Linked DNA regions of Homo sapiens: all the other regions are linked to region 3. A link is a contact called in ENCODE Hi-C or POLR2A ChIA-PET data. All regions are on one chromosome and are shown on one strand. Each heading gives the region's core, a stretch centred on a gene start or an enhancer-like site at or near the end of the contact. The rest is flanking DNA. Distances are from core to core; before and after follow the strand shown. Region 1 overlaps EYA2 (EYA transcriptional coactivator and phosphatase 2). Region 2 overlaps EYA2 (EYA transcriptional coactivator and phosphatase 2). Region 3 overlaps EYA2 (EYA transcriptional coactivator and phosphatase 2).

What was found. Hi-C counts contacts between places; a loop is a spot of excess contacts on that map. ChIA-PET counts read pairs that join two places held with the same protein, here RNA polymerase II (POLR2A).
Region 1: a map of IMR-90 shows a loop between it and region 3 (1.9-fold over the local background). The contact joins two enhancer-like sites. A Hi-C loop is called at or near these places in 1 of 168 maps with a recorded cell type or tissue (IMR-90). POLR2A ChIA-PET finds 5 or more read pairs at or near these places in 4 of 52 experiments (AG04450, Caco-2, IMR-90 and 1 more).
Region 2: a loop to region 3 is called in a map of DLD1, with 7 times the contacts of the local background. The contact joins two enhancer-like sites. A Hi-C loop is called at or near these places in 2 of 168 maps with a recorded cell type or tissue (DLD1 and astrocyte of the cerebellum). POLR2A ChIA-PET finds 5 or more read pairs at or near these places in 2 of 52 experiments (AG04450 and BJ).

The regions. Positions count from the first base shown.
Region 1 is chr20:47,115,399-47,118,839 of GRCh38, forward strand. All of the region lies in intron 9 of EYA2 (EYA transcriptional coactivator and phosphatase 2), which reads left to right. Among named protein-coding and RNA genes, the nearest start is that of MIR3616, 50 kb to the right of the region's middle. Within about 2 kb of position 2,038, at least 6 of the 41 ENCODE cell types and tissues checked have a DNase peak (open chromatin) inside an H3K27ac peak, as active enhancers do.
Region 2 is chr20:46,953,214-46,956,609 of GRCh38, forward strand. All of the region lies in intron 1 of EYA2 (EYA transcriptional coactivator and phosphatase 2), which reads left to right. Among named protein-coding and RNA genes, the nearest start is that of EYA2-AS1, 53 kb to the left of the region's middle. Within about 2 kb of position 1,323, at least 4 of the 41 ENCODE cell types and tissues checked have a DNase peak (open chromatin) inside an H3K27ac peak, as active enhancers do.
Region 3 is chr20:47,017,090-47,020,930 of GRCh38, forward strand. The region is part of intron 5 of EYA2 (EYA transcriptional coactivator and phosphatase 2); the gene reads left to right. Among named protein-coding and RNA genes, the nearest start is that of EYA2-AS1, 120 kb to the left of the region's middle. Within about 2 kb of position 2,207, at least 2 of the 41 ENCODE cell types and tissues checked have a DNase peak (open chromatin) inside an H3K27ac peak, as active enhancers do.

The DNA.
Region 1 (3,441 bases), core at 788-3,287, 98 kb after region 3:
ATATTCTTCATCCTTCTTTTTTACTCCTGTTATTCACTGGGAGGCTCAGCTTTTCTTTCATAACACAGTTCAGAAGTTACTTCCTCGAGGGTCCCCCAGAGTAAGTCAGGTCACCCGTCTTATGCTCACGTAACTCTCTTAACTGACCCATACGCCAACCATCATCATTGCTGTGTCTGTCTCTTGAATCCCATCCCCTTCTCTCCAGCTCCCCCACCACCTCCTTCATTTCAGCCTCCTCCGCCCTCTCCACGGGTCTGGACAGCTGCCTCCCTGCTTCCCCTCTGCCTCCACCACCCTCAGCCTATTGGGCAGCCAAACAACTGCTTCAAGAGGCAAATGGGATTGTGCCACCTTCTCCATCCTCACCCGGTGGAGAACCCTGCAGTGATGCTCACTGCCCTTAAGGCAAACTCTTTGCCATGACTTTCCAGGCCCCGGGCGGTCCAGCCCCTGCCAACCTTGCCAACTTTCACCTTGATCTCTTTCACCCACCCCCAGCACTGCTGCAGCCTCCTGCTCACATGCACTTCCCACCACAGGGCCTTTGCACACACTGTTGCTCTGCCCAGAACACTCTTCCTACCCTCCCTTAGTCTAACCAGTGTTGCCTGTCCAGTGTGGTATCCTTAGGGACGCTTCCCAATCTTTCCAAGTTGGTTAAAAACCTCCTACTGATGGTTCATAGCACCACAGTGCTCATAGTAGCACAGTTGCAATTATTTATTTCTGGGTGTGATTATTTGATTATAGAATAACATCATCATCCTTCTTTTTTTTTTTTTTTTTTTTTTTTGAGATGGAGTTTCGCTCTTATTGCCCAGGCTGGAGTGCAGTGGTGCAATCTTGGCTCACTGCAACCTCCGCCTGGCTAGTTCAAGCGATTCTCCTGCCTCAGCCTCTCGAGTAGCTGGGATGACAGGCGCCTGCCAATACGCCTAGCTAATTTTTGTATTTTTAGTAGAGACTGGGTTTCACCATGTTGGCCAGGCTGGTCTCGAACTCCTGACCTCAGGTGATCCACCCACCTCAGCCTCCCAAAGTGCTGGGATCATAGGCATGAGCCACTGCGCCCGGCCCACCATCCTTCTTAAAAGGCTGGAATTGAAACCTCATTATAACAGATTCTGTCAATCTCCCCTCCCCCATTATTCCCGTAGCACTCTGCTCCTTTGGGTGTGACGATGTCCCTCTGCAGGCACCTGTGACCCTCTGCAGTGCGTTGGGCAGTGTCCCAGAGGGACAGAGCCCCAGTGGCCCAGGCATTGACCTGCTCATTGACCCACCCTTCCTTCCCCTCCACTCTCACGCTCCCACTGTGTCAACAGCCCTTCCTGAGATCACCTCCCAGAAAAACCACCTGCATGTGAATCTTTGGCTCTGGGTCAGCATCCTGGGAGACCCAAACTAAGACATCGAGGATGTATGAATGCTGGGACTCCATGATTGCTGCTGCAGGGATGGAAACTCCTCTTAGTAGAGCCCTGCTGTGACATAAGTCTCCTGGCTACTGAAGGGCGGTCTGGCATCACCAGGTAGCTGGCAGAAATGCAGAGTCTCAGACCCCGCTGTAGACTCACTGAACATGCATCTGCATTTTTTTTTTTTTTTTTTTTGAGGCAGAGTCTTGCTCTGTCACCCAGACTTCAGTGCGGTAGTGCAGTGGTGTAGTGGTGCGATCTCGGCTCACTGCAACCTCTGCCCCCTGGGTTCAAGCCATTCTCCTGCCTCAGCCTCCCCAGTAGCTGGGACCACAGGCGCACGCCACCACACCCAGCTAATTTTTGTATTTTTAGTAAAGACGGGGTTTCACGATGGCCAGGCTGGTCTCGAACTCCTGGCCTCAAATGATCCGCCCGCCTGGGCCTTCCAAAGTGCTGGGGTTACAGGCATGAGCCACCGCACCCAGCCAAGCATCTGCATTTAACTCCATCCCCAGGCCATCCTTTCACACATTCATCTGTGAGGTGAGATGGAGCCCCGAATTCACCTGGTGTTGGCTTTTCTTGCAGATCCAGAGGCCAGGTCGAGAGAGCATGACCTGATCTCCACAGCTCCTCGACCGGCTCCTCTGCCCTCTCCGTTCCACCACAGTCCTCCCCGATTCCTCCGCGGGTGTTATTACGTGATTCCGGCTTGGATTCCGGAATCCAGAACCCAGCACAGGACTGTAGGGATTCAATCAGATCCAGTTGGCGATAGGCGGCTTGGCCTGTCTGTTACTGCTTTACAAACTGAGAAGAAATAAAAAGAAAAAGAAAAAGAAAACCCGGTTTTATGACGCAGCAGTTAAAAACTATTTGTAGAAGTTGCTAAGGTTCAAATCAAAAGTGCCCTCTCTCGAGGACTATTAGTTAATTCAGAGGACCACAGATTCTTTCCTTTTCTTCCTTTTCCCCCTTCTACCTTGAAATGTAGCTGTAATTCATTTCTGCCGTTCATACAGCTAGAGCTTTCCATCCTGTGACAAACACAAGCCAAAGTGCTTAAGGACATCTGTTTATTTTATTTCTTTAACGAGAAAACCTTCCAATTTCTCCTGAGCTCAGCTGTGTTTATTTACATTTTCTTGGTCATGTGAGGCGAGCACCTTGGAAGTTTAAAGGCCTGGCCAGACCCTTGCAGGAGCCTGTAGCTCTGAAACGGAGAGGAAGCCCTGCCCAAGGAAAACAGAGTCCTTGGAACTCTATAAAATAGATTCTCAAAATAAATACTGCCTCATTCACTTGGTAGATGTGGATTAAGTCAAGATGAATACAATTTGAAAAGGATTTTCTGAGGAAGTCGGAGATTTCTTTCCCCCACTGGGGGTTAAACCTTGTATTTAAATCTCTCTTCCCCCTTCCCTCTCTCTTTTCAGCTGAGTAAAAGGTGTTTAGTCTTTGTGGCTAATAAAGAAAGGATGACTTTGATTGGGCTTCTCCAGCAGTGATTATTTTCTTTGCAGCACGGCTGGGAGAAGGAGAGTGACCTCACTAGTCACTCTGTCCCATCCTGTAAGGAGTGAGGGCAAGAAGCAAACATCTGCAGTTGTCATTTTGGCGGGGGTGGGTGAGGAAGAAGTTGGAACAGCCTTGAGAGATGTCCCGGAGGTGAATGACATTGTTTGAGGTGTTGGATGGGGGTGGTACCCTTTGTTGGCTTAATCCCTTATAATGATGCTTCCCTAAGCCAGGGACCTTCATGCCAAGTACCCCCGCTTATGTATTTTACAGCATTAAAGGATTATTTCCAACATAAAATATATTTTAAAGATGGTTTGGGGTTGTCAGAAAAGTGCTCATTAGCAGAGACTTTCTTTGAAGCCCTGTGCTCTCGGCCGCTTTGAGAGAGACCATTTCCTTATAGAATCACTCAACTTGGGTTGAGAGTTCTGAGCGAGTTAAGTCTCCTGACTATGCCTAATTTTCCGCCCACAGATTTAACAAACACAGACTGCTT
Region 2 (3,396 bases), core at 73-2,572, 65 kb before region 3:
GACTACCCTCTGAGGCAGATGTACTGTTAACCCCACTTTACACATGGGGATGCTGGGGTCTGAGGGCTTGAGAACTCCGCGGGTTAACCCAAGAGTTATGGGACCTGGTTATGGAACCTCAGTGCTAAGGAAAGTGACACCATCATAGGTAGTGTTAGAACAAAATCTTGGGGAATGGTTATGTTTTCCTGTTCGGTGGAAAGGAAGCATCAACATAGAAGATTAGGTAGGAGCTCATGTACACTAAAAATGAAAGTAGATTAGAATGAGCCGGGTTGGAAGTGGGAGAAATGTCCCCAAACACAGGTTTAGAGTTGGCCTTGAGAACATCAGCGGTATGGACAGATGTACGGACACTGGGGCCTGATAATTCTTCCTTATGGCGCTGTCCTGTGCCTTGTAGGATGGTTAGCAGTATTCCTGGCCTCTCCCTCCCCAGTTCCTCTCCCTCCCCAGTTATGACAACCAGAAGTGTCTCTGGACATTGCCAACTGTCCACTGGGAAGTAAAATCACTGCCATTCAGAACCACCAGCACAGATGCTAAGATCATGGGTGGCATTTTTCTTTCCTTTTTCTTTTCTGTGGTTTCCAACTTTCCTTGAATAGGCATAGATCGCGTGAATAAGTAGGAGCAAAGGAGCTCTCGTTGGGATGACCATGCCACTCTCCTGTTCAGAACCTTCCAGCAAATTCCCAATACACTTAGCTTCCCCAGGGCCTACAAGGCCCTGTGTGAGCTGGCCCTTGGCTACTTCTTGGACATGTTCTTCTCTCCCTGTGACCCTTTCTCATCATGTTCCAACCACACGATTCTTCTTTCTGACATTCAGACACATCCAGCTCATTTCCATCCCAGGGCCTTTGCATGTGCTGCTCTGTCCTGTTGCTCTTTCCTACCTCCTCTTCACATCACTTGCTCATCCACTTCAGGGGTCTGCTCAAATATCACCTCCTCCGAGAGGCCTTCCCTGATCACCCTGTCATGAATATTTAAGCGCCTCCTGTTTATTGTAGGTCACCCCTACTAGAGCATCATCTCCAGGGGGACTGAGACATTGTTTAATTTGCTGTTCCATGCCTCACTCCTAGAACAACGATCGGCACATAGTAAAAGTTCAATAAATATTTGTGGAAGAAGGGAAACAGACAGGGAGGAAGGAAGGGGGGCAAATAAGAAAAATAAAATCGGTAAATTTAGGAGCTTACAGTAAAGAAGCAATGTCTCAACCCACACAGCTGTGTTTCTCTCTAAATTCCAACTCATTTTGACTTGTGGTTTGTGGACAAAAGATTTGCGTAGCACGCAGTCTCCTGGCAGCTCGCTCTCTTTGAGGGAACACACTAATACAGTTTTTATGCCACCTCTCTCCACAAATACCATGCCGATGAGTGGCCAGTGTCAAAACAGCAGCAACAACATAAACAGATGCTCCTTCCTTTCAGCCGAGCAAGTGAAGAAACCCTGTGCGTCATTCCTCAAACACCAGGAGATGCCACCGATAGCCACCTCTCCTCACAGTTTCGTTCTGCTCGAGACTGTGAGTTCATGTCAACCCTGAGCTGCGTCCCCAGGGAAATAGGTTCTGCTAACAGTCAGTTCTTACTACGAGGCATTCTCAGAGCCAAGGGGAAGCTGGGTTGGTGGTCTGCAGCTGAAAATCTTTGGCAGAAAATTTACTCGAGGTTTTTCATGTGTGTCATTTGCCTTGATTTTGGGAGTAGGGAAGAAGCACTATCAGTATCTTTGGCCATTCGTAAGGTCAAAATGGATGTCGGCACGTCCTGCAGGCCTTTTCTCAGCCTGAGTTGATTTCCTGGTGCTTGATGGGTGAGCAGAGGAAGGCAGGTTTTCATTCTCTTCTCTCTTCTTTTTCATTCTTTTGCTGCATTATTCATTTCCTTCCACACTCGTTCATGCAGTCATTTTTTTTTTTTTTTGAGATGGAGTTTCACTCTTGTTGCCCAGGCTGGAGTGCAATGGCGCGATCTCGGCTCACCGCAGCCTCCGCCTCCTGGGTTCAAGCAATTCCCCTGCCTCAGCCTGTAGCTGGGATTACAGGCGTGAGCCACCAGGCCCACCGGGCCCAGCTGTCATTATTTATTTAATGAGCACCTACTGTGTGTCAGCCAGGCCTCACACCTGGCACTTAGAGAATCTGAATAAATATAAGGACCACTTTTATACTCAAGAACAAAGGCCACCTCACCAGAAACCTCTACACACTTTGGGGTTCAGGTTTCTTGTGACTTTCTTTTCCTTTTTTGGTTTCATTTTTAATTACAAAAGTAATTAACATGCTTATCATAGAGCAATAAAATGATGCTGAAGTATATAAAGTAAAAATAGATCTTTTCTGACATAACCCCTGTTAATTGTTGGGTATATACCCTTGCAGACATGTTTTAATAAATATAAAAATCATCCACAAATTCATAGAGTTTTCTTTTTACAAAAAGAGGATCAGATTTTACACACCACAATTTGCTAGTCTCCACTTTCATAATCTCGACATTTTTTCACTGTTAGTACATCTAGATCTTATCTGCTTTGTTACTAATAGTAGTTCATGTTGCTTATATGTTACAATCTTAATCTTTCCTATGTTGATCACTGAGTACAGGCATTGGCAAACTTTTTCTGTAAAGGGCCAGATAGTAAATATTTATAGCTTTGCAGGCCATGCAATCTCCATTTCAACTACTCAGTTCTGTCATCATAACATGAAAGCAGCCCTAGACAATATGTAAGCAAAGTGGGTGTGTCTGTGTTCCAATAAAACTTTATTTACAAAATCAGGAAGTGCACCAGATTTGGCCTTCAGGCTATAACTTGCCAACCCCTGACCTTTTTGTCTTCCACATTTTTCTTCATACTTTTGTGTTCCTAAACAGATGTATTCAGGTTTGGTGTTTAGTTTGGTTTAGGTTTTTTGTGGGAGCAGGTGGCAGGAAGAATCACTGATTGTTTTTTAAAAATAATACATTACACCTGCTTAGCATCTGATTTTTTGCCCATCAGTGATATTCATGGAATTGCTTCCAAAGCAATGGGTATAACCCCTACTTATTGTTTTTAACAGCTGCATAAAATTCCATCGAATGGATAGAGGATCTGTATTGGTTAAGGTAATGTCAGCTGCTGTAACAAATAAACCCTATATTCTCAGGGCTTAACACAGTCACAATGGATCTCTCACCTAAGGACCAGTAACAGTGTTCCTGGTAGATGGGTGTCCTCCATGTGGTCAACCAAGGGCCCAGGTCCTTTCCATTGCATAGGTCTTTCTCCCTATAGTGTCTCAGAGGCAAGTCCAATCAGCAGGTAGATGAGAAAAGAGAGGGAAGGGTCTGGTATCCAAGGTCTTAATGGCCAGCCCTACACATTGCACACATC
Region 3 (3,841 bases), core at 957-3,456:
GCTTACTGGGTTCTCCCATGCTCATCTCCACTCTTTTACCATCCAAGAACCCTTCTCTGTTCTGGTGCCCCCTTGGGAGCATGCTGGAGTTGATGCATGGAGCAGGGGGCTGGTGGCTGTAATTATGGGGATCCCCATTCTGCTGTTTCCCTTTATATAAGCTGCTAAAAATTACCATCAAGGGTCTGAAAGGGTAAAATGATAAGATGGTGGGCTGATGTGTGATTGTACTTTTTTTTGAGATGGAGTCTTGCTATGTTGCCCAGACTGGGCTCAAGTGATTCTGCCACCTCAGCCTCCTGAGTATCTAGGACCACAGCTGTGCGCTGCTGTACCCAGCTTTGATAGTATTTTTCTTTTAAAAGCAACTACTTGGAAGTACTATCACTTCATCTTTATTATTTTAATTTTTTATTAAGGAAGTAATAAAAATGATTGTCAAGGGCAGCATTTCAGGAAAAAAAAATTGTGAAAGGAGAATAAATAATCTTAGGTATGTGTGTAGGGAAAGCAGGTGATAAGCATTCATGCCCAGCCCTGAGAATAGCTTCCTGGTAAGGTCTGTGTCCAAGTTTGTCAGTGATGCCATGAGCCAGCCTTGACCAAACATGCTAGGTGCCAGGTGATGCTCTGTGGGTTCTCTCATACAACCTTCATGACGCTCTCAAGCAACGGTACTGTATTATTCCCATTTCACAGAAGAGGAAACTGAGGCATAGAAGGAATGACTGATTTGTCCAACACCAGGGCAAGGATTTTAGATTTTATTGTAAGCATAATGGCAAAGGGACTGTGTCAGATGTCTTGGGGGCCTGGTGGAATCCCAACCCCCAGCCTCACTGCAAAGCCCATCGCTGTAACCCCGGCACTTTCCTGCCTCCTCTGCTTCTGCTCTCACGTCTGTGTCCCCAGTCGGGCCTTTCTGAGGCCCACTGAAGGGAGTAAACTCCTGAGACCCATCTCTCCAAGTGGGGAGTGAATGATGGCACCGGCCCTGATAACAGGAGGTGTGTGAAGGTACTGAACTTCAACTTGTATTTGAGTCCATCTCAAGCCAGTTTTTTTCCAGCTCTTTAAATAGAAACTGGACTTACTGCCTCAGGGCTTCTGAGGCCACAGAGGTTGAAATGGAGACCCGGTCCCCGTATCCCATTTTGACACCCCCTCAGCCACACAATAAGTGATCTAAGTTATGTAGGAGAGGCCCCCATTCATTCATTCATTCATTCATTCCGTATGTTGAGCACCAGCTTGACACCTGGCACCCTTCTAGGCACTGAGGGCACAGCAGCACACAAAGACAATCTCCTCATGGAGAAAGATGGACAGTAATCAATTGACAAGTAGATAGATAATTATAGATTTTGATAAAGCCTGTGACAGACAAAAACATGGTGGCATGCTGGACCGTGAGCAGTGGTATGGACCAGGAGTGGTGATCGGCATTCAGCAGGTGGTCAGGGGCCTCCCGATGGAAAGGAGGCTGCCACAGGAGGGGCCAGAGCTGGGCCGGGCCGTACAGGCAGCGGGAACGCAAGAGCAAAGGCCCCGCGGCAGGAAAAGGCTCACAGTGTTCAAGGACTCCAGAGGAGCCTCATCCTATCCTCCCCAGAGCAGGATATGCAGAATAATATTCTTTCTTCTTACAGCAACCGCGTGAGGTGGGCACCATAAGCCCTGCTTTCATAGATGGTGAAAGTGAGGCTCAGAGAGGGCAAGTGACTTGCCTGAAACCGCAGAGCCAATAAGTGTTCAGAGCTGGGATTCAGACTCCAGTTTCTCTGGTGCCACTTCCTCTAAATGATGAGATTTCCTGGACTCCTTCAGGACTCCAGGAACTGTCCTAATGTCTGCACATAAACATGCGGCTTAATCTCCCCAGTAGCCCCGTGACATGAGCACTGCCACTGCCCTCATCTTACAGGTGGAGAAACTGAGGCATAAAATGTTTCAGTCACTTACCCAAGGTCACACGGCCATGGCAGTGGGAAATGAGCCAGGCAGTCGCCCAGGCACATAACCCTCACGCCATCCTGCCCTTCACACTCTCTTAGATCCATCTAGAAGGTGATTCTCAGGGGTGAGCCTAGGGCCCCACCCCCCACCTCAATCCCCACCAGCCAACGTCTCCAGCTCTCTTCTCGCCCTACCATGGGAATCGTCCAGGTTATTTTCTTATCCTCCTCACAGCCCAGATGACAGAAGGGCAGCGGCAGCAGCTGGGCTTCGTCCCAATTAACTGCCTTCAGTCTGATGCTAATGGCTATAAACTGCTCTTGAGACAGCCCAGGCATTTTGCAAGCCTGACATATTCCTCCTTAAGTATTTTTTTCAAACACAAACACACAGAACGCTCACACACCATGCCCATGTGCTTCCTATTAACTTTTTTTTTTTCTGAGTTGTTCCAGAGGAGAAATAAACTCTCGAACTACTGAGAGCATTTCAGAATGGAAGACATTGGTTGAGCTTAGTTTCTCAGAGGAAGAAGAAAATAAAGAAGATTGAGGCTTATGAACTTTTAGGCCTGAAAATGCTGATTTTGTGAAATTGGCCCATGGTGAGAAGCTAGCATGAGTCTTTTTCCTTTCTAAGAATTTAAACCATAATTTTGGCCCATAATCCCAGCACTTTGGGAGACCAAGGCAGGTATATTTATTGCTTGAGTCCAGGAGTTCAAGACCAGCCTGGGAAACCTGGTGAAACCCATCTCTACAAAAAAAAAAAAAATTATCTGGGCATGGTGATGCATGCCTGTAGTCCCAGCTACTCAATATGTTGAGGTAGGAGGATCACTTTTCAGCCTGGGAGGTCAATGCTGCAGTAAGCCGTGATCATGCCACTGCACTCCAGCCTGAGCAATAGAGCAAGACCCTATCTTTAAAAAAAAAAAAAAAATGCTGGGCATGGTGGTGTGCACCTGTAGTTCCAGCTACTCAGGAAGCTGAGGTGGAAGGATTGCTTGAGCCCAGGAGTTCAAGGTTGCAGTGAGCTATGATCACCCCACTGCACTCCAGCCTGGGCAATACAGCATGACCCTGTCTCAAAAAAAGAAAAAATATATAATTTTTAGAAGCAAAAAAGGATGCTCTTGGGGCTCACCTCATCATTTTACAGATGAGTAAACTGAGGCACTGCAACAGAGTGTCTTACGGAAGATCACAGAGCAAGCTTTAGACAAGCCAGGATGCCTCCCACTAGGTCTTCTAGCTAATCTCATAAACTTCCAAAAACTTTAGCACAGCCATCACCCCGTAAGGCCCTGGTTTGAGATCTGTATCTGTTTGGATAACACTGCCCCTCCATGGAATATACAATAAATGTAAAAGAAAAAAGTTCACAGCTCTTGTTCAGCCTTTGCAGAGTTGTTTATTTTCTTTATTTTAAGTTCACCCTGGGGTTTTTATAGCTGAAGTGTGTTTCTTATGGGTTTGATTTTTTTTCTTTTTGGCTTCTTCTGGTAAAACACTGCTATTCACAGAAATAACCACAAAGATTAAAAAGAGGGGGAAAAAAATCTCCAGAGTGTGTTATAAGAAGTTTCTGGTGCCACAGAGTTGTTAAGAGTTCTGGACCTGGCCTGTGGTCAGTCCTGGCAGTACCCCACACACAATGGCATGAGTTGGGGAAGCACATGGACTTCTCTGTGCCTCAGTTTCCTCACCTGTGAAACTGGTATCATAGTGAGAGAGGTGACAACATGAGGCTTTGGGAGACTAAATAACATGATTCATGGGCACCACAGATGAGATCCATAAAGGCTAGATTTTCTTTTTATTATCTCTGTTATTCCTTCCTTAGCATGGTAGTTAAAAACAACTAAAAGCAGGGACTCTGAAGT